Linked DNA regions of Homo sapiens: region 1 is linked to region 2. A link is an interaction called in ENCODE POLR2A ChIA-PET data of the cell type or tissue named here. Cell type or tissue: IMR-90. All regions are shown on one strand. Each heading gives the region's core, and the rest is flanking DNA. Links, peaks and the distances in the headings are about the cores only. Region 1 has its middle 83 kb from the start of LINC01436. Region 2 overlaps LOC101928269 (a long non-coding RNA gene).

Region 1 (15,185 bases), core at 2,424-10,423, 68 kb after region 2:
TGAAACCAAAGCTATTTGGAAAGGGGATTGGACCACTCATCTGGCTGTTTTATAGAGTCTTAGAGAATTTATGTAATTAAATTTTCCTTCCTAATTCTGGCATTAATTTGTTTATTTATGTATTTTTTAAGACACAGCCTCATTCTGTTGCCCAGGCTTGAGTGCAGTGGTGCAATCATGGCTCACTGCAACCTCTACCTCTCAGGCTTAAGGGATCCTCCCACCTCAGCCTCCTGGGTAGCTGGGACTACAGGCGTACACCACCATGCCCATCTGCCATGAATTTAGAGACTGAATGAAATGACCTTAGCATTACCATATCATCTTTTTAATTTATTTTTTATTTTTTGAGACAGAGTCTCACTCAGTAGTGTGGTCTTGGCTCACTGTGATCTCCACCTCCCGGGTTCAAGCGATTCTCCTGCCTCAGCCTCCCGAGTAGCTGGGATTACAGGTGTGCACCACCACACCTAGCTAATTTCTTTTTTTTGTATTTGTAGTAGAGACGGGGTTTCACCATGTTGGCCAGGCTGGTCTTGATCTCCTGACCTCGTGATCCATCTGCCTCAGCCTACCAAAATGCTGGGACTATGGGCATGTGCCACCATGCCCATCTGCCATGAATTTGGAGACTGAATGAAATGACCTTATTGTTACCGTATCATCTTTAACCATCTGATTAACATTTGCTTCATAGCAAATACAGTGTGTGGGGATAAATTATTTGCATGATAAGTTATCAGTCAGTGTCCAATCAGTGCATTATTCTGTCTAGAAACCGCTGTAAATATTTCAGAGAAGGAATTTCATACAAATTGGTGGTGCATGATTTGAGAGGAACGAAGGAGTAAATACAGGGAGTCAAGCTTACTTACAGATTGGTAACTGCAGGAAGTCACTATCCCCCTAGGCTTGAAAGCCAAAGAGAACATGATGCTTGCTGATCCACCAAGATTGTTGCTATTAACACTGAGCTGACCCAGCAGAATCCCAGAAGCCACCCTTGCCAGCCTTTGCTGCTGCCACCACCATCTCTAGAGGCACTACCAGAAGATGGAAAAAATAGCATCTCCCTTGCTTCCACCTCCAGTTTGCTACTAGTGCCTCCCATTGTAGAAGCTAACAAGAGGCTGATTGGCAAGAGGGATTTGGAAAATGTAGTTTCCAGGCTTTCTGCTCCTGGGTCACAGGGGAGGAGAAAGGAGAGAGAGTGGAGCTGAGAATAAGAGACTTCAAGCAGCACACAAGTGTTTCCAAGGATATATTCTATATACATTTAAAGTAGGTGTACATTATCTGATTACATTAATGAATGAATCTTTTTTTTTTTTTTTTTTTCCTGAGATGGAGTCTTGCTATGTTGCCAGGCTGGAGTGCAGTGGCACAAATCTCAGTTCACTGCAACCTCTGCCTCCTGGATTCAAGGGATTCCCCTGCCTCAGCTTCCTGAGTGGCTGGGACTACAGGTGCATGCTACCATGCCCAGCGAATTTTTGTATTTTTAGTAGAGACAGGGTTTCACAATGTTGGCCAGGATGGTCTCTATCTCTTGACCTCGTGATCCACCCGCCTCGGCCTCCCATAGTGCTGGGATTACAGGTGTGAACCACCACACCCAGCTGAATGAATCTTTTATTGCAGCCAAAATTTCACCTCTTTAAATCCACCTCTGTGAAAGTATAATCCAACATATACATACAATTCCAAAGTTTTGTGGATGCTAATGGGCTTTATATTGAAAATGTTCATGTTAATATTTACTCAGAGGAATTATCCAACTGGCATGTTGTACTGGGAAAATAAGACTGAAACTGTCATACATATTATCCCATTGCCATACCAATCACGTCTTCCTACAATAACCAACAAGGATCAAAGGTAAACAGAAAAGTAGTGAGGAAATGAGAAGGAACGTAGCTTAAATCTCATGTAGCTCCCATTGCAGATAAGAACCCAGATGGTCTCTTTTCTGGGCAAGTATAATCCCAAAGGCAACCCCAGCCCCAAAAATACTTTGGGGAGAGAGGAACTGGTACAAGGGTAGACCTACACCTCTCTTTGGGCTTCTTAATGGTCAAAGCAAGTCAAGGACTTAATGGTCTCAAGGAGTGGACATATAAGCGCTTTGTTCCACTGTGTGGCCCAGAAATGAAAGCCATTAATAAGAAAAAAGCCTGTTGGTCATAGTGGCATTGTATAAACAGGACTGGATAATTTTCTTTTATGAATTCATTCCTATCTCTTCACATGGGCCTGAGAAGTGTGTCTGGAAGGCATTTTCCTTTTTGGTTGGAGGTGACTTAACAGACTGGCAATTACTGTCATTATGAGCCCAGTCACATAGCTGGAAGATCTAGGCGGCTGCTGATTCCTGAGCAGCAATGGGACAAGTGGGAGCAGCTGAGACCACACTGACAGGCCAGGGAACTGTAGACGAGTAATCTGCCAGGGGAAAAGGCCCCTTTGATCTTCACACCAGACGATAATTGCAGCAGATGTAGAGTCGATGTGGTATTTTTTTTTTTTATTGCAGTGGGACGGGCATTACCGATCTGTATGCGTAAGTGTTGCCAAGAGAAAGGAAGGATGATGGTTAGCTTACCTGCATCTTAAGCCATGCAGTGAAAAAGGTTCAGGGTTTTCTTAACCAGAAATGGTCTGAATGTTTAATAAAGGTAAACATTTATTATTTAGTGTTTTATATCATGTGGCAATTTTAGCTGATGTGGGATCTGACTCTTGCCAACCAATTTGAGTCTGTTAATGGCTGTTTGTTGTATTTTTTATTTTCTGTTTTCACAGAGACCATATTGCCCAGGCTGGAGTAGAGTGGTGCAATCATTGAATCACTGATCACTGTAGCCTCAGACTCCTGGGCTCAAGTGATCCTCCCACCTCAGCCTTCCCAGTAGCTAGGACTACAGGCAAGCACCACTATGCCCAGCTAATTAATTTTTTTTTTTTTTTTGTAGAGATGGGGTCTCACTATGCTGCCGAGGCTGGTCTCAAACTACTAGGCTCAAGCTATCCTCCTGCCTTAGATTCCCAAAATGCTGGGATTACAGGTGCGGACCACCTTGCCTGGCCTGTTTTCTTTTTGATACTTGGGGTGGACCAAAAAAAATCAATCATTTTCATTAAATTCAGTTGTGTGCTTGCCTTCAGATTTCCCTGGAAGCATCCACTGTCAGCCTCGAGGGAATTAATAGACCTACACCCTTGGGATAGATCAATGTGCCCTGAAAAATGTGTCTGGTTTGTTGTAATGCCACACTGGAAATAACAGAAAGGCTGTTTATATAGACAGTGGTCCAAGGAAGAAAGTGGGTCTGGATGAATGGCATCTGCTTATGTCCTGGTCTTGGTTACAAGACAGGCATCTCATCATTCCAGCCATTCTGCCTGCAGTCAGGATCTGTGGAGGACCCAGTGCCTTCAGAAAAGGTTAACAGAAGCTGCAAGAGGGCTCATCCATGAGTCTTCTCCGTTAAGCACATAATTCAGCTCATTAGACTTCAGGTTTCAGAATCGTGGTCTTTTTGTGATCTAAATAAGTTATGGTCTCTCTAATTGGACAGGATGTAGGGTGTTTTTGACAGCCACTGTTATTTTGCTCTTAAATACATACCAACAGGCTATTAATAAATAAATAAATTTAATATTAATTAATAATTAAAAATCATTAATAATTAATAAATAAATTATTTATTAATAATTAATAAATTATTAATAATTAATAAACAAATCACTTATTAATAAATTATTTATTATAATTAATAAACAAGTTATTTATTAATAGATTATTTATTATAATTAATAAATAGATTATTTATTATAATTAATAAATAGATTATTTATTATAATTAATAAATAGATTATTTATTATAATTAATAAATAGATTATTTATTAATAATAAATAATCTATTTATTATATATAAGAATGAATTAACAAAAATTCTCTGTGGCCATTGGTTTCCTGGTAGAACTCCCTCTTTTTCTTGTATCTACAGGAAATGTCTTTCTAGCTTGTGTGTATGTCTGCCAGGCTTGCCAGTTCGAAGTCGGCCATGGGAGGGGTTGTGTTCAGAAGCACACACCATGTGACCTGTCAGGCAGATCAAAGCAGGGATTTCAGGGCTGACTACAAGGGGAAATGGTTAGTAATTAATAAAAGGATGTGGAATTGGTCATGTTGACTGAAAGAGCCCAGAACCTTGGCGAAAGGCTCCCGGAGGCTGCCAAGATAATAAGAGTGGCTGAGCTGAGTTATGTATGGGTGAAGCTCACGGGTGTTAATGCCACTGGGTGAGGGGAGTGGTGAGGGGTGGAATGAGAGGTTTACAAGCTTGACGGATCTCACCCAGGCCCAGGCCTCACTGATTGTAAGAGTCTCTTCAGCTCTGGCCAGAGTTTTGGTTTGTTTTTAAATGGAGCTTTTAGGAGCCATTAAGGACATACAAAAGCTTGATAATGGTGTTTAACTCTGAGAGTCAAGCTGTGGTTTCTCATTGGCCATTTCTGGCTTTTCATGGCTTTATGTAAATATATTTCATTTCCAGATTTAGGATCAAAGAAACCTTTCTCTTGCACTTGCTCATTTTCTTCCCATGTGTGGTCTAATGCATCGATGAAACCAAATAAATCCGCAAGGGATGTGGGAGTCTGCTGGTGTCTCACCATGGCTGTGGCCACTGTACACCTTCTGGTGGTTTGGTGGTGAGGAGTAGCCTGTGGGAAGGGGAGGTGGCATTGATGACGATGTTGGGAAAGAGGGTATGAGAGGTGAGTCACATCTCAGCAAGGGGCTGGTGAGTATGTCTTGGCCTGTCTCAGCTAACAAAGTTGACAGCAGCAAGAGGTGGAAGGTCTGGATGCAGCTGTGTGTGCCTGTATGTGCGTATTCTTGGGAGTTGGCAGACAAATCATGGAACCTCCAAAGAAATTTTCCATTCATTTGTTAGGAGATTTCAGAGCTTATAAACTGCCTCATGGGTTTTGAAGCCATTTCCCCAAGAGGATGATGACGTTTGATCTCTTGTGCAATAGTCATAAATATCTCAGGACGTGATGTCCCTGTAAGGAGTAGATTCTGTTGGTTCCAACCAAGTGTCAGTGCAGTTTCTTAACTTCTCTCTTGTCCTTTGCCCCCCTTCCTTTCTCTTCCACCCTCTACCAACCTCCTGTAAGGTTAGTGCCAGGGACAACATGGCACCAAGTTGGGGAAGCATAGAGAGCCAAGTAGGCAGCCTTGATGGACTTTGCTGGCTCATCTTCAGTGGGTTACAGTGGAGTTTCTGACCTCAGGGCATATTTCAATCTCATGGGTAACATATATTTTGCACATTTAGAATAATTTGATATAAATATGACAGATGTTACGATAATAAGCAATATGAGCACTTGCTAATTATTCTTTGTCTTCATCTGTAATTTCAAAATGCAAAAGGGGTTGCAAGACTGATGTGGAGAGTGATAAATGGCCAACAAATGCTTGCTGGGTGCCATAAAGTTCTCTTTATGAAGAGAACTCCACACGCCTGTTATATCATTTGTCACATCATGCCACATAGTAGCACCCCAAAACTCAGTGACTGCAAAGGAGAACTCATTGTGGCTGCACACCCGTGGTGGGTGTGGCTGGGTGGTCCTGCTCCAGGCATCGCTCATTCTCTGCCTGGGGTTGGAGGTTAACCACGGGGTTAGCAGTGGCATGCTCTTCTGGTGGAGAGGTTTGGGAGGCAAATGGGAAAACAAAAGGCTGCTTCAGGTCTGGGCTGCCCTGGCAAACTCTCCTTCTGCCCACATGCCATCAGCTGAAGCAAGTCACATGGCCAAGCTGAAAGTCAAGGGGAAATAAAATGCATTCTTTGCACGATGAGGCTGGGCAAGGGTATAGACACAGAGAGAGGCTGAGATGGGGGCCAATCCTTCGGACCACAGTCTCTCTCTCCTTGCTCATTTTGGCAGATACATCACCTTACCGTTGTCAGGGATGGCTTCTATGAGGAGATGACATTTAAATTGAATTCTGGTGGGTCGTGGTGGCTCACGCCTGTAATACCAGCACTTTGGGAGGTCAGGGTGGGTGGATCACTTGAGGTCAGGAGTTTGAGACCAGCCTGGCCAATATGGTGAAACCCTGTCTCTACTAAAAATACAAAAATTAGCTGGGTGTGGTGGTGTGAGCCTGTAGTCCCAGTTCCTTGGGAGGCTGAGGCAGGAGAATGGCTTGAACCCAGGAAGCAGAGGTTGCAGTGAGCCGAAATTGTGCCACTGCACTCCAGCCTGGGTGACAGAGTAAGACTCTTCTCAAAAAGAAAAAAAATAAATAAGTTGAGTTCTGCATGACAGGAAAGAATCAGTCACTCAAAACCTGTGGAAAGAGATTTCTAGGTAAGGAGAACAGCAGGTATAAACATCCTAAGGGAGGAGCAACCTCTCCAGAAATCTCCAGCTTCCAAAGGTGGCCTTCCACGATGCTCCTACCTGCACTTTTCCTGTGTTTTGAAGGGAAACATTCTCCCTCAAATTTTTAAGAGCCTGTGAGTGCAGTAGCAAGGCCAGCTTCCAACAGGATTGGTTACTTATCTATTTATTAATAGACCTTATTTTTTAGACCAGTTTAAGTACACAGCAAAACCGAGAGGAAGGTGCAGAGATTTCCCACACACCTCAGGCCCCACACATGCATGGCTTCCCCAACTAGAAACATCCCTCATCAGAGTGGTGCATTTATTCCAATTGATGAACCTGCATTGCTACATGTCCATCACCCAGAGCCCGTGGTTTACTCTAAGTTTCACCCTCCACATTGTACATTCTGTGGGTTTGGACAAACATATAAAGACACAGATCCACCATTACAGTCTCATGCAGCATAGTTTCGCTGCCCCAAATATCCACCAATTAATTTTAAGTGCAACAAAACCTCACAAACATCATGGACATAGCAAAAGAAGGACAAAGGAAAGCAGCCAGTGCAGCGTCTCCACTTTTTCTTTCTTTAAGATCATAAAGGTCTTTGACGCATGGAAGGCAGGCTTTTATTAACTAGGCACTTGTATCATAAACATGATTTCCAGACTAGCAGGAAAGTCCCAGAATTCTGAGTCATTGATGTTTGAATAGATGTTTTGTAAGGCTAAGAATTTACTTTCACAAATAAAGCATTGATGAACTCAATAGTGGCTTGAAATGAACCGGGAAAGTTTTATGCTGTGCACTCGGCCTTTGGAAGACAGTGCCATGATTTATAACAATTTCTCCCGCTTAAATCTGTATTCATATTCAAGAAAATCTTCTCTCTTTTTGGCCACCCATTGTGGTCAATGCCCAGTATGAAGGAGACCTATGTTTGCAAATAGAAAAACAATTAAGCACAATTTAACATGGAGAAACAAGATATTCACCTGATATGTGCTAGGTATCTGCCCTTGGATCACGGGATGTGGGGCTGCAGTGGTGTCTTCTCTCATAATGACAGTTACGATATAAAACAATGAGGAAGAATTCTGTTCGTGAAATACAGTTTTTTCAAGAGTAAGATCAGTATGGTTTATTCCGTGTTCTGGGCTGCTGGTAGCACAGCTGGGATATTTTAACACATTTGTGGGACTTCAGTAATAGAAAGGTGTAGAAGCAGAGCTGGAGAGAGATCAGAGAAGGGCAGAGAATCTGGTATTTGATGCTGCAGGCTCTGATGTATATTCATAAGAACTAAATACCTTGTGTGGACTTTGACTTAGCAACAGCAAATGGTGGGAAACACGAGCTATCTGCACACAGTTGAACAGAATGTGATGAGAAAGAGAATAATTTGCCTTGATATAAAGAGCTGGAGTTGGGTTGGGGACTCAATGGGTAGAAGTCAGGGAGATAGAAGAGCCTCCTTGCAGAAATAAGGTCTTAGAACTTCAAATGAAAATACCCATGTCAGGGGCTTGGGGTACCCCCTTTCCCCCCTTGCTCTACCCTAAACTTTCAGTTTTCTTAGCCATTCTAAACAAATGGTTCCCTGACTCAAACTGTCCATTTGGACAAAGAAATCCACTCTGAGGACTGGTTCCATCTTCTTTTTCCAGGAGACTGAGTTGGCACGGGGTGGAGGGAAGAAATATGGTCTGAACATGGCACGGCTCCCTCTGCATTAGGAATCTCTGGGCTGTTTCTGTTGTTCAGTGGAATTTAATCATTCTCTACCCTGGAGTCTAAAGCTCATCTGCCTGATCACTTGATACAGGACTTCTCTATAGTAACAATACTGACAGCCACTCAGACTTGCTTAAACCTTTTTGTGGTTGGCTAAGTCCCTTCTTTGTGAGCAGATCATTTATTGATATTTGCTTTAGGTCCTTTCAATGTACATAATCCTGGCAGTACAATGTCATCACCTGATCCATTTTATAAAATCTTTACTGCTTGCAACCCATCCTCAGTGACTCTGATAGAATTGTCCTGGGGAAGCTGCTGGCATCAATATTATTATTAGACTTTTGTTTTAAGTTAAGTTTATTATTATTATTAAACTTTTGTTTAAGTTACATGTGCAGGTTTGTTACATAAGTAAACTTGTGTCATGGGGGTTTGTTGTGTAGATTATTTAATCACCCAGTTATTATGCCTAGTACCCATTAGTTATTTTTCCTGATCCTCTCCCTCCTCCCACCCTTCACCTTCCTATAGGCCCCAGTGTGTGTTGTTCCCCTCTGTGTGTCCATGTGTTCCTGTGTGTCCATGTGTTCTCATCATGTAGCTCTCACTTATGAGTGAGAATATGTGGTATTTGGTTTTCTGTTCCTGGGTTAGTTTGCTAAGGATAACGGCCTCCAGCTCTATCCATGTCCCTGCAAAGGACATGATCTCATTCTTTTTTTATGGCTGCATAGTATTCCATGGTGTATATATACCACATTTTCTTTATCCAGTCTATCACTGATGGGCATTTGGGTTGGTTCCATGTCTTTGCTATTGTGAATAGTGCTGCAATAAACATACGTGTGCATGTGTCTTTATAATAGAACAATGTATATTCCTTTGGGTATATACCCAGTAACGGGAGTGCTGGATCAAATGATATTTCTGTTTTTAGGTCTTTGAGCATCCATATTATTTAACATTCTTCAGGTGATGCCAGTAGGACAACTGAGGTTGAGCGCAAGGACTCTGGGTGTTGGGAAACGCTTTTTTATTCTGATGAAAGTTAGCTCTCCTGAAACCACCACCTAGCCATGCTGGTTCTGTCCTCTGGAGCAAAGTCCATTTCTTCTTTTATGTGACAGCCTTTCAAACACGTGAAGTTGATAACTTGCTCTACCACTTCCCTAAGGCTTTCTCTTCTCCAGGCAAAGCCACTCATTTTGTCCACAGTTACTCCTATGATGTGGTTTTATTTCCTTCACCATCCTGAGCACAAGCAGCTTTGTCAGGATGCCACTTACAGTGTGTGTCTCTTCATGCTTTTGTTTCATTGTGAGATTGCTGTCAGCTAAATCCCCCCAATTTTCTCCCACTAAAAGCTTACAGCTTAGTCTGGGAGGTAAGCATGCCAGTAAGCCAAAGCCTCCTCATCCTGTAATTATGAAATTGATTTTTAAAGTCTAAATGCAGGACTTTTATTTACTCTTACCCAATTTCATCTTGTTGGGTTTAACCAATTTAATTCTGTCCTCCAAAAATATTGGTAAGTATTACCTATTGGGTAAGGCATCTTTATATTTTTATTCATGTTATTAATAACAATAATAATAGCCTCTATTGACTGCAAGCACCACCTGATTAGATTGAAAGAGACAGAGATGGAGCTCCAACCTCTAGAAGCAGGAAGTAGACTGAAAATCCGACAAAATCACCAACTCGGTATTCTTATAGAAGAGGAAGATATTCAGGAGCAGAAACAGGAGACCAGAGGGTACAACCAAGAGTATTGGAGAGTACTAGGCTCTAGAAAGGAATTTGCAACACCTATGGAGCTGGATTGCAGAAGTGCTCTGGGGGCCATTGCCAGCTCTGTGCCTTCTGTTTCCCCCTTTTAACGGGAGTGTCTCTTGTGGTTATCCTCTGCTTATTCCACTATCGTATGTGGAGTGTGTGTGTGTATTTGTGTGTGTCTGGGGGGTGGTGGTCAGTAAAGGTAACTTGCCTCTTTAGTTCCTAATAGTCAGATGGTGATGAACAGTACTCAATATGTTGTACCCAAAGGGCCACTCTCAGGGAGCTTCATTTCCACTTGGACAGGATTTAAAGGGTTGAGATGTTTGCAGGATCCTGGGAGGCATAAATGCATTTTGCATGCTAGAGGGATGTCAATAATTGGTGTCCAGAGGCAGATTGGATCTGGACTCTCTAACTGCTTGACCAATGGCATATGGTGAAGTGACATCGTGCCATTTTTCAGGCCTTAGTTTTAAGAAACTGGTAGCATCTACTTTATTAATATCTCTTGAGAGGCTTATTCTTGGAATCCAGCCACCATGTTGAGAGGAAGCCCAAGCTGTTTTGTGGAGAGGCTTTCATGGGGAGGGTCCAACACCCAGAACAACTTGCCAGCCATGTGAGGGAGCCACCTTGGGAGTGATCCTTCACACCAATCCAGATGTCCCAGCTTATAGCAGTAGAGCCGAGATGAGCTGTCCCTGATGAGCCCTGCCCAAAGTCAGATTTAGATGCATGTTAAATCATAGTCATAGTTTTAAGCCACTAAGTTTGGAAGGGTTTGTTTTGAATCCATAGCAGTGCCAGGCACTGTGCTAGCAACTTTTTATATAGTTGATTATTTAATCCTTCAAGTGATGCTATGACTTAGGCATTATTTTCTTCTCATAATAGATGGGAAAACTAAGGCTCAATGAGTTTAACTAACAGCCCAAGGTCATACAAGTAGTAAATGGCGATAATGAGTTTCAAACTGAATATTGTATCATTCTTTGAACCTCTAAAATGTTGAGTGGGACAGGTCCAAGGGCAAGAAAACCATGCAGCCATTTATCGGACATTTATAGAGCACTGCCTGTGGAGAAAAAAGACAGTCTGTCAAAAAGTGGTAGCTTAGAGGGGGGACAGACATGAAAACAAATAAATACAGTTCAGTTTGACATGTGCTAAAACATTTGTATATTACATTCCTGACAGCCAAAGTGAAAGGATGTGACTATACTTCCAGTTCTTTCTCTGCAGATTTTGCACCTGCAGAGATGTGTAGACTGTACTTATATACATGTTTTAATAAACAAGTGATAGCGTACTATAAATATTCTATGATTTATTTTTTTCATCATGTATAAGAGCCCAATATTTTAAACTGATGACCACAGTTTTTTAAACTGCTCTCCTATTAGATGTTTTTAATTTTTTTCTATTGCCCACAGTGTTGCCTAAGTATCTTTATATAAACAGCACATACATAGGTATATTTCTTTAGAAATTATTGACTCAAAGGTTATGATTGTGATTTTAAAAAAATTATTGCCAGAAAAGCTTTACCAATTTGTACTTTCACCAAGAATGCGTGAATGGGGAAATTTCTCCCCTTCTTCATCCCTGTGAACACTGCTTTTTTATCAGTCTGTTAAGTTTTTACCATATTGATGGGAGACTATTGTGTTATTGCTGTTTTAATTTTCAATTTCCTGGTTATCAGATAATTTCATTTGCTTTTGGCCCTGTGAGTATGTATGTGTGTATATGTGTGTGTGTGTGTGTGTGTGTGCATATGTGTGTGTATGGGTGGGTATATATATTTGTGTGTGATATATCTATATATATCTATATATATTTTCAAGACTTTCTGGTAAACAATTTTTTCCTGCTTAATTTTTTTTTTTCTTGGCTGGGCACAGTGGCTCACATCTGTAATCTCAGCACTTTGGGAGGCCAGATAGCTTGAGCCCAGGGGTTCAAGACCAGCCTGGGCAATATGACAGAACCCTGTCTCTACATGGCTGGGCATGGTGACGTGCACCTGTAGTTCCAGCTACTTGGTAGGCTGGGGTGGGAGGATCACTTGAAGCCTAGGAGGCAGAAGTTGCAGTGAGCCAAAATTGCGCTACCTCACTCCAGCCTGGGTGATGGAGAGAGGCCTTAGCTCAAAAATATATATATATATATATATATATGCATACATACATTTTTTTTCCTTATGAATTTGCATGAATTCTTTAAATATTCTAGATACCACTCCTGTTAATTGTTGCAAATATGTTCTTCAAGGCTGTTGCTTGTATTTAATTTTGCTTAAGGAGTCTTTTCTTATAAAGGCTTTAAAATTTCATGAGAACATCTTTCAATTTTTGCTTTTGGAGCTTCTGGTTTGGGTGTGGTTAGGAACACTTGTTCATAGGTTATAAATTCCCTGTATTTTCTCCTAATATTTATAGTTAAAAAATTTTTTTTAGCTCCTCAATCCATCTGGAATTTGTTTTGGAGTATGCTTATGAGGGAGGAAAGTCTAACTTAATTTCTCTTATGAAATATATAATGGTATCAACCCAACTTATTTAGTGACCCATCCTTTTCCCACTGAATTGAAGCCTTATAAAAATGAAATATATATCAGGGACTGTTTCTGTACTGTTTTATTTTATTTCATTGGTTTGTCTCTTTCTATTTTAGTGGATTTATGAGACATATAATGCAGATTTAAAGTATGTTTTGATATTTAACAGGAGTTTCCTTTAATTTTTTCAAAGCATTTGACCATTCTTATGTACTTCCTCTTCCTGATGAACTTTAAACTCAACTTGCCAGCTCCATAAAAAATTCTGTTGAATGTTGATTCAGATTGCATAGGATTTACAGATTAATTTGGAGAGAACTGACCTGCTTAAAATTTTTTGTTTTTCCATCCAAAATTACTGCATTTGCATTATTAAAAAATGACATCATTACAATTTATAACAGAGATTTAAAATCCTGGCTGCACATATTCATGCCTGGATCTCCTCCCTAGAGTCTCTGATTTAATTAGTCTTATAGTGATTCCAATATGCACCCAGGGGACAAAACCACTCCTGTATAGGTTTTCTTTTTTTTTTTTTAATTTAGTTCTGGAACATTTTTCATTAGGGTTATTTCTAGGTGTGTTATGTATACATTTATTGTTATTATTAATAATATTCCTAGAAGTTCTAAAAGTTCAACTTAGATTCCTTCTTTATACCTTATGCCAAAGTGAATTCCAGATGAATTAAAGAACTAAATGTAAAAAACAAAACTCTAAAAGTATTAGAAGAAAATATGAGAGGTGTTCAATTTATTATTGCTTATGTGTTAGAAAGCTACTGATTTTGTATCTGATCTTATTATTTTAAATAGTATTTCAGTCAATTCTCTTGGGGTAACAATTTGCCTAGAAGTAGAAAAATTTTTATCTTTTTGTCTGCATTTTATACCTCTTATTTACTTTACTTTAATCCCTTTTTAGATAGGACCTATAGGACAATGACAGATGGTAGCTGTGATGATAGGTATGATTGTCTTGTTTTTGACCTTAATACAACATTTCTAATCTTTCATTATTAAATATAATATTTTCTATGAATTTTCCCCTAGGCTACATGATTTTATACCCTTTCTTAGTCTACTAAGAGCTTTTAAAAAATTCCAGAAAGGGTGTTAATTTATCAAATGAATTTTTGGCATACGTTGAGATGAGCAAAATGTTTTTGCCCTTAAATCCATTAATATAGTCAACTATGTCAGAAATTTCCCAATATTGAACCACTTTGCATTTCTAGGTAAATTTTGCTTGACCGGGGTTAAAAAATAGTGAAATATTACAAAATGTGATTTGCTAATATATTTTTTAGAATTTTAAATCTATGTTCATGGTAACCTTGACCAATGGCTTCACTTTTTTGGTGATAATTTTGTCAGGTTTTGGAATCAAGGTGTTGCTAGCTGTATAGAATGATGCTATTCGGATAGAGTATAGAAGTTAACTTTGTGTATTTTCAGACACATGTAATTTAAGATTATCACTAGCTGATATGGTTGGGCTCTGTCCCCATCAAAATCTCATCTTGAATTGTAGTTCCCATAATCCCTACATGTTGTGGGAGGAACCAGGTGGAGATAATTGAATCATGGGGGCTGTTTCCCCCATCTTGTTCTCATGATAGAGAGTTAGTTCTCACAAGATCTGAGGGTTTTATATGTGGCTTTCCCCTTTGCTGGGCACTCATTCTTTTCCTTCCTGCCACCATGTGAAGAAGGACATGTTTGCTTCCCCTTTGCCATGATTGTAAGTTTCCTGAGGCCTTCCCAGCCCTGCAGAACTGTGAGTCAATTAAACCTCTTTCCTTTATAAATTACCTAGTCTTGTGTATGTCTTTATTAGCAGCATGAGAACGAACTAATATACTTGCTTCAAGGAGTAGAAATCTCCATAAAATTATCTGGAATTGGTACCTGTTTTTTAATGGATTAGAGCTTTGACTATATTTTCAATTTTTATAAGTGTATTGTAAACCAAAAATAAAACTGTAAGCCCCCCAACTGACTGATGAACCCTCCTCTTGGCCAATGGCATTCCAAAGTTAACCTGAAAAACAAGTTCAGGCCATGATGAGAAGGGGCACTTGAACATGCTTCATTATACCCTCCTCCCTTTTGGAATTCAGGCACAGCTGACCAACATTAATGTCAGCACAAAGATATAAAGACTGAATAGAATAGTCTCTTTGAGTCTGAAAAGAAACATTTACAATCTATTCTCTCTGAAGCTTGGTACCTGGAGGCTTCATTTGCATGATAAAGCCTTGGTCTCCACAACCCCTTATATTAACCCAGACATTCCACGTCTTTAGATAATAACTCTTTCAACCAATTGCCCATCAGAAAATCTTTTATTCCACCTATGACCCCCACTTTCAGTTGTCATACCTTTCTGGACTGAACCAATGTTCATCTTACATGTATCAATTAACGTCTTATGTCTCCCCAAAATATATAAAACCAAGCTGTAGCCTGAACACTTTGGGCACATGTTCTCAGCATCTCATGGGGCTGTGTCACAGGCCATTGGTCACACATATTTGGCTTTTCAAATATTTTAGAGTTTGACTCTTTTTGTCAACAGTCTATCAGTCTATTCACATTTTCTATCTTTTTTGGGATCAATTTTGATTAATTTACAGTTTTGTAGAAAATTGCACATTTTTTGAGATGGTCACATTTATTTTTAATATAG
Region 2 (15,185 bases), core at 3,456-11,455:
CTCTTGGAGAACTTTAAGGTCTTATCTTAGCATCTTCTTTTTCAGAAACTCCTCTCTAAAGTGATTTCAGCTTATTCATACCTTTTATTCTTGACCTTGTTAGGTTAACTGTGTAGAAATCCCTCAGGTGGGGAGTACCCAGTAGGTATCTGCTGTTTTGGTGTGTTTAGCACTTCTTCCTCCAGTAACAGTACCTCTCTTCACCTTTGAGGTCCTGCTGGTCCTCCCCTAACATGTGTGGTTGTGGGGGGCTGAACGGGCACCTGACGCAGGGTGTGCTGCTTATGGTGCCACATCCTTCCCACCATGGTGATTGGTCCTGGAGTTGTCAGGTAATGCAAACGGGGCCAATCAGCGTCGTTCCCCGTAGTTTTCTACATTGGACTTGTTGGTAGAACTTACTTTTGTTTCTGGAGCTCCAAGTCCCCTTAAAGCTCTAAGACTTCTTTGGTCTGCTGATACTTGCTTGGGGCGGTGGGGTGGGGGCAGCAGTGAAAGTGGGGATGGAAGGCAGCCTCTGTTGCCTCCTGGACTTTAGGTGTGCTGGGGCTTACCCCTCTCTTGCCGCTAGGGAAACACCTTCCAATCTCTGCTTTTCTGGAGGCGCTCCCTCTTCAGAGATGCTGGGTGCTGGCTCCCAAGAATTTACAGCTCTCTTAATTGTTTGTATTGTACATCCTTTTTCTTCCCCAAATCATGTACACACTGTCAATGTGGTTGAGCCTGCGGGCAGCATCCAGGCAGAGTCGTACCTAGAATTACCATTTCCCTCTATCCCACAGGTCCTGTTGGTGAATCTGACACATCAGGTTCAACCTTTATCCAGCACAGTAGACTCTGTCCCAGGGACTGTCACAGTCTCCTCTATTCCCACCTTCTGTGGGCTTCCCCTACTTGGCACTGTTCTACCTGCTCCTGGGCTCAACAGAGATTCCAGTAATTTGGGGGGAGGTTTCTGGACCCCATGATAATTAGTGGATGCCATGCATGTGGGTGGGTCTTTCACCTCCACAAGCTTCATCTACAGCCTAGACAAGATTCCTGCTGCACATATCATTAGAACTGTGCAAAAGTGTGTACACAACATTCAAGTATGGGAATAGTTAATAATTGAGGGATCATTAGTGGGTGCAAATTCAACAATTTCAATTCTATTGAATTGGTGAAAGTTTCAATGGGATGTGGTAGAAATAGGAGGAGGCAGGAATCAAGGTCCACATATAATTCTTTTGTCTCTGCCAATGAGTAGCTATGACTTTAGACAAGTCAGGAAGTTCCTTCTTTCCACAATTTTGTCAATGGCAAAATGGCAACTGTAAATTATGAATGATTCCATGACAATGATTTTAAGTGGAAATTTAGTGGCCCATGGCTGGATTTTGAACCATCTACTCAGGTCTCACAGTGCTGAGGGCGTGCTCCTTGGTACTCAGGATTTCTGAGACCTCAGTACCTGTTGCTGACACGTTTGCATTAAGACGGTTCCCCCCTCCTTCCATGGTTGTTTGGATCACTGGGGCAAGCCGGGTAAATCAGCTTTCCTGGGCACTTAGAATTGGGTCTCAGAAATCCTGAGTACCAAGGAGCACACAAAAATCCAGAAGTCATGGAGTGGCCATAGGTATTCCTTAGAGCTATAAGATGGTCTTTTTCTACCCTATGAAGTGAAGTAAACAATGAAGTTCTGGAGAAAGTAGTTGTACAAAGAGATGTGGAGCTAAGAGGCAGAGAGCTCGTGGATTTCCCAGTCCCCCAGTTGCTCATGAAGTCTCCTTATCCTCGGGTTCCATGAAGCACCCCCGCATCCTTCTCACAAATTTCATTTTCTGATCAAGGTAGCCCAAGTTGGTTTTCATTACTTGCTTTGCCTTGACTAAGATAATCTCTACTGTTCCATAATAACATCCAAATTTGGGGTGGTCCTTAGCAAATGCTTATGCTAAGAAAATTCCTAAAATAAGAAAAATCATTCAATCTATGTTGAACATTTATGGAAAGAATAAGGATCATAAATAAATATATCCTAAAAGTGCTTGAAGTGGGAAGTAGGATGTTTTCCTATTCCTTTCCAGCAAGATCTAAAATCATCCCACCAGAAATCAGGAGAACAGATTCCCAGAATAAACAGGAGGCCATCAACCAATCTTTTGCAAAAAGGGTTGCTCTCAGTTTATTTAAAAATTTATAATAATTACAAAAATAATAAGACATGGCTCATGTACTGCTACTATCTTTTAATGGAACAACATTGGTTATTTAGTCCTAGAGTCTCATAACAAGTCAACTGAATGTTTATTGTGTTTGAATGAGGCTCCAGGAAGCTGCAAGAGAGGTATACAGTGGATGCTTAGGTTTTGGACCTCTTTTTTTTTTTAAAGACCATTTTTTTCTACTCCCTTTCCCTTTTTTAGTAGTTAGTCTTATATACTGGAAAATATAACTTTCTATGATGATACAAATGTTTTATATCTGTGCTGCCCAATATGGTAGTCACTAACCACATGTGGCTTTTGAGCACTTGATATATGTGGTTAGCATGACTGCAGAGCTGAATTTTAAATGTTATTTCAGTTTAATGAACTAAAGTTTAAATTGAAATAGCCACATGTGCTAATGACTACTGAGTTAGACAGTGCACATTTAGTCAGTGTTGTTAAGACTTCATTTGAGGGAGCTAAGCTATGAGGATGCAAAGGCATAAGAATAATACATTGGACTTTCGGGACTCGGGGGGAAAGGCTGGGAGGGGGTGAGGGGTAAAAGACTACACATTGGGTACAGTGTACACTGCTTGGCTGATGGGTGCACCCAAATCCCAGAAATCGCCACTTAAGAACTTATTCATGTAACCAAACACCACCTGTTCCCCAAAAACCTATTGAAATAAAAAAATAAATAAAAAAAGACTTCATTTGTGATGTTTGGCAGGGTTTTACAGTGGTTTGAATTACTCATCTGATTTCTCTTAATTCTCTCATTTCCCACTTCAAGAAGATCCACGATCGTGAAGCTGGCTGTATCACCTTTTAAGCACATTTGATTTTGTTCTTTGGATAAAGCTCTGCCCCAGTTCTGGTTTATTTTAGATGGGGGTTCTGTGGTTGTGTGTGGGTGAATTGTGGCTTTTTATGATAATGCTGGCATTCACAAAACACACCTGACGCTGAGGGCAGTCAAATGTAACCTGGAAGGAAGGGTATTTGCTTACCTTTCAACTTGTTTGAAGACTAAACCACAGCCATGTTGGGATAAAAGAGCCTGGTGAGATAGTACCAGCAAACTCTAGGGAGAACTCATCATGGCTCACCACAAAAACCTCAATGTTGATATGCACTTTTTTTCCTTTATGGACCTTAATGACAGACTTTCCTGGGTCTCGGTTGCTGTGAAGAGGTTACTTGAGGAGGGGAGTAGTATATTTACTACATGTAATTATTCCTGCCGTTGCCCTCTTTATTTAAAAAACAAACTCAGAGCAAACCTTTCCACAAGAGGTGAGTTGACAGCCTCATGCTCTGCCTAGGAGCCTGTTCTCCTGGTTCCTGGCAAAATGGGTTCAAGTTCAAGCCGATTGGATCCAGAGCTGGGAGTCTTTTGAGATATGACTGAATGCATTGGTTCAAAGACAGTAAGGTCTGTTGCAGAAGATGACGACACATTTGATTGAGATAGTTGAGAAGGTGTCTCTTCTATTGTTTCTGGTTGGGTTTCTTCGTTAGAGACTTGAGTGATCTTTCAGTTTCCTGCCTTGTGCCCTGCTGAGAAGCAGCCCTGGTCTCTAATGGCTGGATCATTTTGTTTTGTGCACCTTGTGACATCTGTGACTATAACTATCCACAGGCCTGGCAAAGCCAGTCAATCCGTGGATGCTATCCACAGGACTTTTCTTCTCCTATCTTCCTGAAAAGGGGAGGGAAAGCATCCTTCTCTGCACTTTGGCCATCCGATGCCTGAACTGCCTGAGGTTGAAGGGAGATTTGTTTATTGGTGTGGTGAGTGGTTAAGTCAACCTCCTGAGGAGGGCTGGGGCCCAGATGCAGGAAAGCAGATAGGTTGAAGTCTGGGGCCACTTTCTGCTATTGTCACCATAGGTACCCTTATCAGGACAGTCCGGGAAGACCTTACTGCCCTCCTGATTAACCAGCATCTGTTCAGTGCGCTTATTGCACCACTTGCTTGCTCAGTGGTCCATGTGGCTACTGCTTAGGGAAGTGCTGGGTCAGGTCAGTGAGTCAGGTAGGTGCTGGCATTCGTGGAATAAGCCAGTCACACAGAGTCCTCTGCCAGTGAATGTTCACCTCAGTCCAAGCAAACTCTTATGGAGAGCCAGGAGCAAACAGCCACTGGACTCGACTCCGGGTTGAGTTGGCCTGGAGGCTGTCTTCGTGAAGTCCCTGGACATGGCAGGGTTTCTGATTGGTGGGGCTCAGATATGAGAGTTGTGGTGTGTGAGAGTTGAGGTGTGCGCTGAGGTGTGTGTGAGTTGGGGCATTTGTGAGTTGGGGTGTGTGAGAGTTGAAGTGAGTGGGTTGGAGTGTGTGTGAGTTGAGGTGTGAGTTGTGTGTGAGAGTTGGGGTGTGTGAGTTGAGGGGTGTGTGAGTTGGGGTGTGTGTGAATTGGGGTGTGTGAGCTGGAGTGTGTGTGTTGAGGTGCAAGCTGGGATGTGTGTGAGTGGGGTGTGTGAGGTCGTTTGATTGTTGAGGTGTGTGCTGTGAGAGTTGGGGTGTGTGAGAGTTGAGGTGTGTGACTTGAAGTGAGTTGGGGTGTGTGAGAGCTGGGGTGTGTGTGAGTTGGGGTGTATGTAAGTCGGAATGGTGTGAGTTGGAGTGTGTGAGAGTTAAGGTGTGTATCAGTTGGGATGTGTGTGACAGTTGGGGTGTATGTGAGTTGGGTCATCTGTTGGGGTGTGTGCTGTGAGAGTTGTGGTATGTGTGAGAGTTGGGGTGTGTGAGTTGCAGTGTGTGTGAGAACTGGGTTGTGTGTGAGAGTTGAGGTGTGAGTTGTGTGTGTGAGTTGGGGTGTGTGAGAGCTGGGGTGTGTGTGAGTTGGGATGTGAGTTGAGGTGTGTGAGAGTTGGGGTGTGTGTTGTGAGAGCTAGGGTGTGTGTGAATTGGGATGCGTGTGAGAGCTGGTGTGTGTGAGTTGGAATGTGTGTGAGAGTTGAGGTGTGTGAGAGTTGGGTCATCTGATAGTTGGGGTGTGTGTTATGAGAGTTTGGGTGTGTGTGAGAGTTGAGGTGTGAGTTGTGTGTGTGAGTTGAGGTATGTGAGAGTTGGGGTGGGTGTGAGTTGGGGTGTATGTGAGTTGGGGTGTGTGTGAGAGTTGAGGTGTGAGTTGCAGTGTGTGTACGTTGAGGTATGTGAGTGTGTGTGTGAGTTGGGGTGTATATGAGTTGGGGTGTGAGTTGAGGTGTGAGTTGTGTGTGTGAGAGTTGGGGTGTGTGTGAGTTGGGGTGTGAGAGTTGGGGTGTGTGTGAGTTGGGGTGTGTGAGAGTTGAGGTATGAGTTATAGTGTGTGTGAGTTGGGTTATATGTGAGTTGGGGTGTGTGTGAGAGTTGAGGTGTGTGAGGGTGTGTGTGAGTTGGGGTGTGTGTGAGAGTTGAGGTATGAGTTACAGTGTGTGAGTTGTATGTGAGAGTTGGGGTGTGTGTGAGTTGGGGTGTATGTGAGTTGGGGTGTGTGAGAGTTGAGGTGTGAGTTGCAGTGTGTGTGAGTTGGGGTATGTGGGAGTTGGAGTGTGTGTGAGTTGGGGTGTGTGGGAGTTGGGGTATGTGGAAGTTGGGGTGTGTGGGAGTTGGGGTGTGTGGGAGTTGGGGTATGTGGGAGTTGGGGTGTGTGTGAGTTGGGGTGTGTGTGAGTTGGGGTATGTGTGAGTTGGGGTGTATGTGAGTTGGGATGTGTGAGAGTTGAGGTGTGAGTTGCGGTGTGTGTGAGTTGGGGTGTGTGTGAGTTGGGGTGTGTGTGAGGGGGTATGTGTGAAAGTTGAGGTGTATGAGAGCTGGGTCATCTGATAGGGTGTGTGTTGTGAGAGTTGGGGTATATGGGAGAGTTGGGGTGCATGTTGTGTGAAGCTTGGGCATTGTGGTGGGTGTTGTGTGTGTGTGAGGCATTGTACAGTAAGGTAGCCTTGGCAGCCTCTGAGACAGCCCCCTGAGCCCCAGCTTGAATCGGAAGGGCCCGGCCCATCACCTTCAGGTGGACTTGGGCAGTTAACCCCGCAATAGGGAAACAACAGTCTTCTGGGATGCGCCATTCACTTCTATTTGTCTGTTTGGGAAGCTGTGAGAAAGGGCTGCAAACTCCAACAAATGTGTGTACACTTGTGCTAATAGCAGCATTATTCACCATAGCTGAGAGGTGGAAGCAGCCCAGGCGTTCATCGATGGGGGAATAAATACAGAAAATGCTGTATGGCTGTAGATAGACCAGCGCAGCACCCAGCCTGGAAAGGAAGGGAATTCGGACACAGGGATGAACCTCGGGGACATTATACTAAGTGAAAGAAGTCAGTTACAGAAGGACAACTACTGTATGATTCCACTTACACGAGGTCTCTAGAGTAGTCGAATTCGTAGAGACAGAGGTAGAACGGTGGTTGCCGGGGGCTGGGGCGAAGGGGAATGGGGAGTTAGTGTTTAATGGGGCAGAGTTGCAGTTTTGCAAGATGTAAAGAGTTCTGGAGATGGTGGTGAAGGTGGCTGCACACGCATGTGAATGTACTTAACACTGCCGAACTGTAGACTTAAAAATGGTGAAGATGGTAAATTTTATGTGATGTGTATTTTAGCCATTGCAGGGTGGCTGTTCCATTCCCTACTACTAAGCCTGATGGTTTATGTTGGCTGCTAGCACTTGGGGGTGCACTATTTTGCTCCCCTTAGCCTCTGCCCAGGGAGGCGTGCTCCCAAATCTCTCACAGGAGGAGAAATGAGATCGCACTGGCCTAGCATCAGGGAAACATCAGTCTGGTTCAGCACACTGGAAACAATTCAGTACAGGAGCCTCCCACGTGGCTACAAACTGCACGCCCAGAACGAGGTTAAATAAAACAAAATGGAATCGTAGGCTGAGTTGGGAAAACAGTTTCCCCCAGGTTACTAGGCTTTACCTTCCTAGATGCAATAGGCGCCGGCCCAAGTTGGCTTTTAACTCTGGCTCTGTGAGGTGGTGGGGCCGAGCTTTTTTTTTTTTTCCCTTTTTTCAGATGGAGTCTCACTCTGTAGCCCGGGCTGGAGTGCAGTGGCGCGATCTCGGCTCACTGCACCTCCGCCTCCCCAGACTTAAGCGATTCTCCTGCCTCAGCCTCCTGAGTAGCTGGGACTACAGCTGCACACCACCATGCCCAGCTAATTTTTGTATTTTTGGTAGAGACGGGGTTTCACCATGTTGGCCAGGTGGTCTTGGACTCCTGACCTCAGATGATCTGCCCGCCTCGGCCTCCCAAAGCACTGGGATTACAGGTGTGAACCATGGTGTCTGGCCTGGAGCCAAGCATTTTTATCCCCAGTGGTGAAAAGGAAACTGGCATCAGTGAGGGACAGTGATGATCCATCTCCCTCCTCACTCTCCTGCTCTGTCCCGCAAGGCCACCTCTGTTTGCACTGGGAAAATGCAGATGTGTGAACAGAAGCCTGGACAACAGGGGCTTCTCTCTCCTCATGGCTGCAGTCAGGAGTCTGGCCAGCGCTGCTCACCGTCAAATCCTTTGATATTTTGACTTAAACCAGTATCCCATTGGAGCCGCCAATGGAAGCAACAGTTGAGGCCCTTTGTGTACAGTCCTCTCATCTCACATTTCTGGGTGGATTTCTTTTTGGAGACAATGTTCGAGAATCACCTTTGAAATGAGCATTTATCTGCTTAGGGACTATTCTCTGGATTGTCAGAACAAGTGTAACTCTGAAATCCTGTTTCCGTAGTCCTAGGCCTACTCCAAAGGAGGAGAGGAATCTCCCCCACCCCTACCCGGGGAGCTATGCTTTATCTTATTTTTCCCAAAGACTAGCACGGCAATTCTCACTTGCTTCTTTCACTTCCCTACGGAATGGCTGGCCTGACTCATCGCACTGTTCTCCTGGTTCTGCCCCTTGCTCTCTAAGTCTCAGTTTCCTCTTCTGTAAATTGGGTACAATATCTCAGGATGGCTGAGAGTTTAACTGAGTTTTTTTTTTTTTTTTTTGACGGAGTCTCACTCTGTTGTCCAGGCTGGAGTGCAGTGGCATGATCTCGGCTCACTGCAACCTCCACCTCCCCGGTTCCAGAGCTTCTCCCGCCTCAGCCTCCTGAGTAGCTGGGATTATAGGCATGCACCACCATGCCTGGCTAATTTTGTATTTTTAGTAGAGACAGGGTTTCTCCATGTTGGTCAGGCTGGTCTCGAACTCCCGACCTCAGGTGATCTGCCCGCCTTGGCCTCCTAAAGTGCTGGGATTACAGGCATGAGCCAGAGCACCTGTCCGTAAGTGAGTTTCTATAGGTGAAAGTGCTGTATCGATTTGAAACTGTTACGCCAATGGGCATTACTCTCCTGCTAAAAACCCATGAGAAGATGGGCGGTTTGTCTCCCTCTGAACTTGCTGCCTGGCAGGGAGACTATGTCTTAATCATGCTGCCATATTAAAAACATTAATAACGAAGATCATTTCTCTCTCCTTTCGGCCCTCTTTCCCTCTGCCCCCATTTCTGTCTTGGTGATCATGCAAATTGATTTTCATTTCTTTTTCTCTCTCCTAGCCTCACTGTCAGGAGAGGTTCGTCAAAGCTGTTTCTCCTTGAATGTCTGTTATTTGCCATTGCCTTCACACGAGTCAGTGGAAGGTCCTGCTTTAAGCCTGTGAAGGTGTTGGAGAGCTAGACAGCCTTTGTCTTCTGACCCACAGAGACTGATGTGAATTTAAAGGCAGATATTTTTGGCTTTGTTTATTTATCTTTTTGAGACGAAGTTTCGCTCTTGTTGCCCAGGCTGGAGTGCAGTGGCACGATCTCGGCTCACTGTAACCTCTGCCTCCCAGGTTCAAGTGATTCTCCTGCCTCAACCTCCCAAGTAGCTGGGATTATAGGCATGCACCACCACACCCACCTAATTTTTTGTATTTTTAGTAGAGACGAGGTTTGACCATGTTGGCCAGGCTGGTCTCAAACTCCTGACCTCAGGTGATCCACCCACCTTGGCCTCCCAAAGTGCTAGGATTATAGGCATGAGCCACCACGCCTGGCCTTTGGTCTTGTTTTGTTTTTCTTCCGGGGAAGGGCATCATTTGGGAAGACAAAGAGGTCCAGAGAGTGGGCTCAGCTCAGGGCTGGAGAGGGCAGCTGGGAACCACCTTCTGCTGGCTCCCTGCAACCCTGGCTCAGCTCTGCCCCTGGACACTGAACCTCTCTTCATGCCCAGAACTGCCGACCGTATTCCCAGGCTCACAGGAAAGTTAATATCTGTTCTGTGGTTTGTTGAAAAGTCCAAATCTGACTGTGTGATTCAAGCCAGTAGCGTCAAACTTTGGCCGGGGAGGGTTGGTTTTTGGGGGAAGCTTGGAGAAGTGAGAAGCTAAATATTGTGACATGAGAAGTTTTTCTGTTGATTTTAATGCACTTTGCATAGTTTTCCAAGGCTCTTGGCGCTGGGCGGTGGCCTGATTCATTGTGTAACATGAGGCTGCCATGGATGAGGCTCAATAATACTTGGGTGTGTGGTTTGTCGTCTGGGAACCTGGGTGTGCACGCTCTGTATTTTCTTGCCAACCAGAAATCTTGAGCAAATGACCAGCTCATCAACATAACATTTCTTCCTGACCCTTGATGTGCCAGTGAGTTCTTGAAAATTACTACCATGTGACAGCTTTTTGGTGGTCTCTGTGTGGAGGAGACAGAAAGGAATCAATTGTATAAAAATTGGCACCACACTTGGCATTTTGGCAGGCCCTCTCAGAAAAGTGGCTGTTGTCGTATAAAATGATCTGCTTTGTCAAGGGTGGGTGGGAAGGAACGCTGAGCTTCTAGCTCATATTGGGTTGTTGAAAGTCAACCTCCTGGAAAACATTGTTGAAATCAGGAAGCCAAGTATATTATGGGTATGGGAAGATTGAGATGGAAGTTCCTAAGATCTAGGTGAAATCCAAGAAGCTGGTGGCAGGGAGCAAAATCTTTTTTTTTTTTTTTTTTTTTTTATAGAAAAGCTCTTTGTTTTGAAATAATTGTAGATTCATAGGAAGTTGCAAAAAATATACAAGGATATTCCATGTTTCCTTTACTTCCGTCACATCTTGCATAACTGTAGTATGAGAGGAAGTCATTAAATGAAGCCAAGTGCTTTTGAGGTAGCTAATTGACACTTCTGACAATGCAATCATGATCCTATTATGGAGATAACAGCAGCAAAAAAAAGTTTTTTGAGCCCCTGCTATTTGTCAATATACCGAGCATTGGGAAGGTAAACAGATCAGTCCCGGTTCCTCCCTTTGGAGGGGGTTACAGAACGAGCAGGGGGACTGACATTAAATAAATCATTATGCAGCTAATTCGTTAATTACTGTTGTGATAAGTGCTATAAAATGGAAATATAGTCAAAAGAAAAAAATAATTTCATGAAAAGAGACCTTAAAAATTTCCATGAAGTTTAATCATCTTAAAATTTTCTAAACATTCTATAGGAGTGGTAACTTTGAAGTTTGCTCCTACTATCAACTTTATAATCGTGTCCTTTTTGGGAATAATTTTTCCAAATTTTCTTCTTTTTCTTTTTTAGAACTGTGAAGCCAACTATGCAGCGATGACTGTACCCACAGATGTAAGTTTATGAGGATATTATTAATATACGTCGAAAATTTGGCTGCAGAAAGAAAATTAGACTTCAGAAATCTGTTCTGCAATATCACCAGCAATTAAAACATGCTCCTGCCAAGGGGCACGATTCTTGAACATTGGCTGTGTTTGATGAGACGCTAACATCTTTTCAATAGCAAAGCTTCCTGCCTTTAGTTCCAGAGGGTAGATTTGCAAACCACATTGAGAGGTCAAATGCATAAGGTTCACTCATGTAGTTCAGCAATGCAATCTAATTTGGAATCCTTAGGGTTTAAGTGAAGAGAGGAACAATTAGATTTATGTTCCCTGTTGAACTCAAGATGTGGTATCCAGGCAACTCAAGCTGAACGCACCCAAGATAGCGACCCTACCCACCTCCTTGGTAAACTCTGCACAGGTGGTGGAAATAATACCTGGATAAATATCACTGGTCACTTAGGAAATTTTCTTTATATCAACATTTGCTGTGGGAGGTTCTCACGTCTCCTGGCTTTTGCCAAGCAAACAGTGTACTTCAGACAAGAAGCAGGAAACAGAGGTTTGTCAGAAGGTGCTGGGAGTCCTTGGCCTTATCAGTGATGTCAGCCAGGTTATTCGACTGATCGCCAGCTCCAGTTTGTGTGAGATGCTGTCTTGAATTAGAATACCTGTCCAAGAAGCACATAATATTTAAAAGCGCTGACTTTATGTTTGTTTAAAGGGGAGCATCTTTGTAATGTTTCATTCCTCATTGATGTTTGGTGTCAATGAGTCTTTCAAAATGCGCTTAGTATAGAAGCAAGAGCTGCACTTCCATTGCCTTATTCTAAATAAAATGGGGAAAGAAAGCCCCGCAAAAATCCAAAGAGCCTCAAACGTAGCTTTTCCTCCCCTTGTAGGGAAATCACAGGATCAGTTCATGTTAATCTTGATGTTAATCCTTTTGTTGAATTTCACTTTTACAATTATTTTTTATTTTTTATTTTTTTTGAGACAGTCTTGCTCTGTCGCCCAGGCTGGAGTTCAGTGGCTCAATCTTGGCTCACTGCAACCTCCACCTCCTGGGCTCAGGTGATTGTCCTGCCTCAGCCTCCCGAATAGCTGGAATTACAGGCATGCGCCAGCACACCCGGCTAATTTTTGTATTTTTAGTAGAGACAGGGTTTTACCATGTTGGCCAGGCTGGTCTCGAACTCCTGACCTCAGGTGATCCACCTGCCTGAGCCTCCCAAAGTGCTGGGATTCCAGGCGTGAGTCACAGTACCTGGCCAACTTTTGCTATAATTTTTAAATAATAATTTTTGGTATTTTTTTCAGAATGTTGGAGCTGAGATCGGGAGAATTTGTTATTTTCAGTGAATGCCAGTGAGCAGGTGGGTGTCCTGTTAGACACTGGAAGCCTGATGTCCCCTAGGCAGGCAGATGCTGCGCTAACTCTTGGAGGCAGGCCCCAGTCACTTCTGTATTCCCCAGGGCCTGGCACATAAGCTGTCATCAGTGGATGCTGGCTGCGTTGCTGTTGAAAACTTGCAGCTGGACGATGTTGGACTTTGGAGAAGATATCTGATTTTGAATCCTGGTTCTGCCACTCACTCATCTGAGTCCTTGGGCAAACCAATTAACCTCTCTGAGCCTTGTTTTTGTTTTTGTTTTTCACATGTAAAATGAAAAATAATAGGACCCACCACATAGAGCTGGAAAAATTAAATGAGATGATATTTAGTGCTTTCTATGGAACCTGAGGTACGTGTACTTGTAGATTGCCTGTGTCCCCAATTAGAGTGTAAGCCCCATGTGCACAAGGATTTGTCTTATTCACTGCTGTATCCCAATGCCTGGCACAGAGCAGGTGCTCAATAACTATTTGTCAGATTAATGAATACAAATGTATTACCAATTTTTCTATGATATTACTGTAAAAAGAAAGAGAACAGTGTAAAGATTGGGAGAATGAAGACATGAGACAATTATATTGGAAAACATAAAATTATTGGAGAGATATTTGTGTCAATATGAGTTATCTGGATATATCAGTATTGGACATCAATTCTACTTTTAAGTATAGTTAATATTTTAGTTATGGAGTCATTCATTTTTCTGGATTATATTTTCAAGATTCCAGAGAGAAATTGACTTACCCCTTTTAAAATCTTTAATTGATATACATATATATATATATATATATATATATATTTTTTTTTTTTTTTTTGAGACAGAGTTTCACTCTGTTGCCCAGGCTGCAGTGGCGCAATCTCAGCTCACTACAACCTCTGGCTCCCGGGTTCATGCAATTTTCCTGCCTCAGCCTCCTGAGTATCTGGGATTTCAGGTGCCTGCCACCACACCCGGCTAATTTTGTTTTTAGTGGAGATGGGATTTCACCATGTTGGCCAGGCTGGTCTCAAACTCCTGACCTCAAGTGATCCACCCACCTCCACCTCCTAACATGCTGGGATTACAGGCGTGAGCCACTGTGCCCGGCCCCATATATTTTAAACATAATTGTGTATTCTTATTTTTGGCTCTCCACCGAATATGGCAATGACTGTGACTGTCCCTCTCTTCCATGCACTCTCTTCCCCTTTCTTATTTCTTGCTATTTTTCTCTGCCTCCAAGATAAAATATTACAGTGCATTAAAAATATTTCTGAGAATTAATGTTGTAGAGGAATGTCAGCTTCTCAGGGAAAAGTTTAAATAAAGTCAAAATAGTGTTTTTCCTTAGGGGTTACTCACCTTTGTACTAATAATTCTATAGGCAGCCAGTAATTGACCTGCCCTTGAAATTACCAGAATCTGGTGTCAATTAGTAATCAATTTGGGGGATCAATATGTGTCTAACTGCTGGGACTCAGGCTGGCACTGATGCTACTACTTTGCAAAGTCACGAGTGGATTTAAAAGTGTTTTAGGGACAATTCTTGAACCCACCACCAGATGGGAAAGGTACTCCATTGAAGTGGAGTGTAGCATTGGGTTTGTTCAAACAGGTTTTGTCACTTTGCTCCTTCCTAGACTGGATGGTTCGCATTTTTCTGGATGCAGGAAAGAGAGCTATTCACTTGGGCTGTATTTTAACATTTTATGTAGGAATTAAAGTACATGTTGTTACAGATTCTGATACTATATGTGCTCTTAAAATATCCAAAGGGTTACATATTTTCAACCTTTAAGAGGATGCTATTGACATGTAAGTTTGACTTTTTTTTCCCCTCAAAGTAAACTTTGGTTTCCCATTTCATAACTTCCAATCCCCTCTCTTCCATGTCATCCCCCACGTTCTTTGTCGGATCATTAACAATAGGTTAATGATTAAGAACAAGTGCGACAGAGATCAACAGCTCTGCGTTCAAGTCCAAACTCTTCCCCTCGGCAAGGCACGTGACCTCCCTGTGCCTCAGGTTCTTGCAGAGTGGAAATGCCCACTTCACAGAATGGCTGAGGGTGTGGATGAACGGTGGACGCTCCTGCCCGGCACCCATGGGTGCTCACGACGATTGTGTTTTACTGTTGGCTGCAATATGTCATGACTTATCATGTGTGATCCTTGAGTGAATAGGCAGGTGAGTGCAATATTTCTATACCTCTCCGGTACATTAGCATCTCAAACTCCACTAAATGATAATTTAGTTATAACCCCTTGCTTCCTCCTCCCCACCCCACCCCCACTTCTGCATAGGTAAAATAAGTGGTTTTCAGTGGTGAGGGTAGAGGATGAGACTACTCTGCCAGGGAACATTTGGCAATGTCTGGAGACATTTTTGATTGGGGGTGGGTATTACTGACATCTACTGTGTAGAGGCCAGGGATGCTACTAAATATCCTATCATGCACAGAACAGCCCCCCTACAATAGAGAATTATCTGGTTCCAAATGTCAATAGTGCTGAGGTTAAGAAATACTGGGCCAAAAAAAAAAAAAAAAAAGAGAAACACTGGGCTAAGTGGTATTCAGTAGAAGGAAAGTTCCCTGTCCTCAGTCTAGTCCATTGAACTTGATTACTTTCTACATATATACTAATCAGGACCTATGCTGGACTCTGGGGCCAGTCCCAAAGAAGAAAAGGCATGAACTCAGACCAGGACCTGCAAAGGGTCTGAGATTTTACTCTACTTACAAGCTGATAAGTTAGCTTGTTACTGTTTTATGGATGCTGGCAGAAGACACAAGATCCCTGGGTCAGAGACAAAGGACTTTATTATTCATGGCACAGCAAGCTGAATGAGCGTCATGTTGGCACTGGTTCCCCTTGCCCCTCAAGTCCCACAGGGGTAACCTGGATGTGCCAACGTGAATGCTAAGCATGTAGTGAGTTTACATTTTAGCTGATGAACACTGAACTTGGGAATCTACAGCTCTTATGGTAAACAGTAAGTCTGCTCCTTGTCTGTTACTACGTTTGCTCTT

The links. Peaks named below come from ENCODE experiments on the same cell type or tissue, not always from the same donor. Only the 100,000 strongest peaks of a DNase experiment are listed, where the experiment ranks them.
Region 1: POLR2A ChIA-PET joins it to region 2 with 5 read pairs; 6 of 35 experiments call an interaction of 5 or more read pairs at or near these places.

What each region holds. Positions count from the first base shown.
Region 1 is chr21:35,914,727-35,929,911 of GRCh38, reverse strand. No RefSeq gene overlaps it. Among named protein-coding and RNA genes, the nearest start is that of LINC01436, 83 kb to the left of the region's middle. In IMR-90, for the core only: no CTCF peak of the experiment used is centred there; DNase peaks (open chromatin) are centred at 4,801 and 7,071; H3K27ac peaks cover 199 bases.
Region 2 is chr21:35,983,728-35,998,912 of GRCh38, reverse strand. LOC101928269 (a long non-coding RNA gene) reads left to right here. Exons shown (of 6, transcript NR_110418.1): 2 at 10,742-10,783; 3 at 14,083-14,341. Among named protein-coding and RNA genes, the nearest start is that of LINC01436, 14 kb to the left of the region's middle. In IMR-90, for the core only: no CTCF peak of the experiment used is centred there; no DNase peak of the experiment used is centred there; H3K27me3 peaks cover 2,652 bases.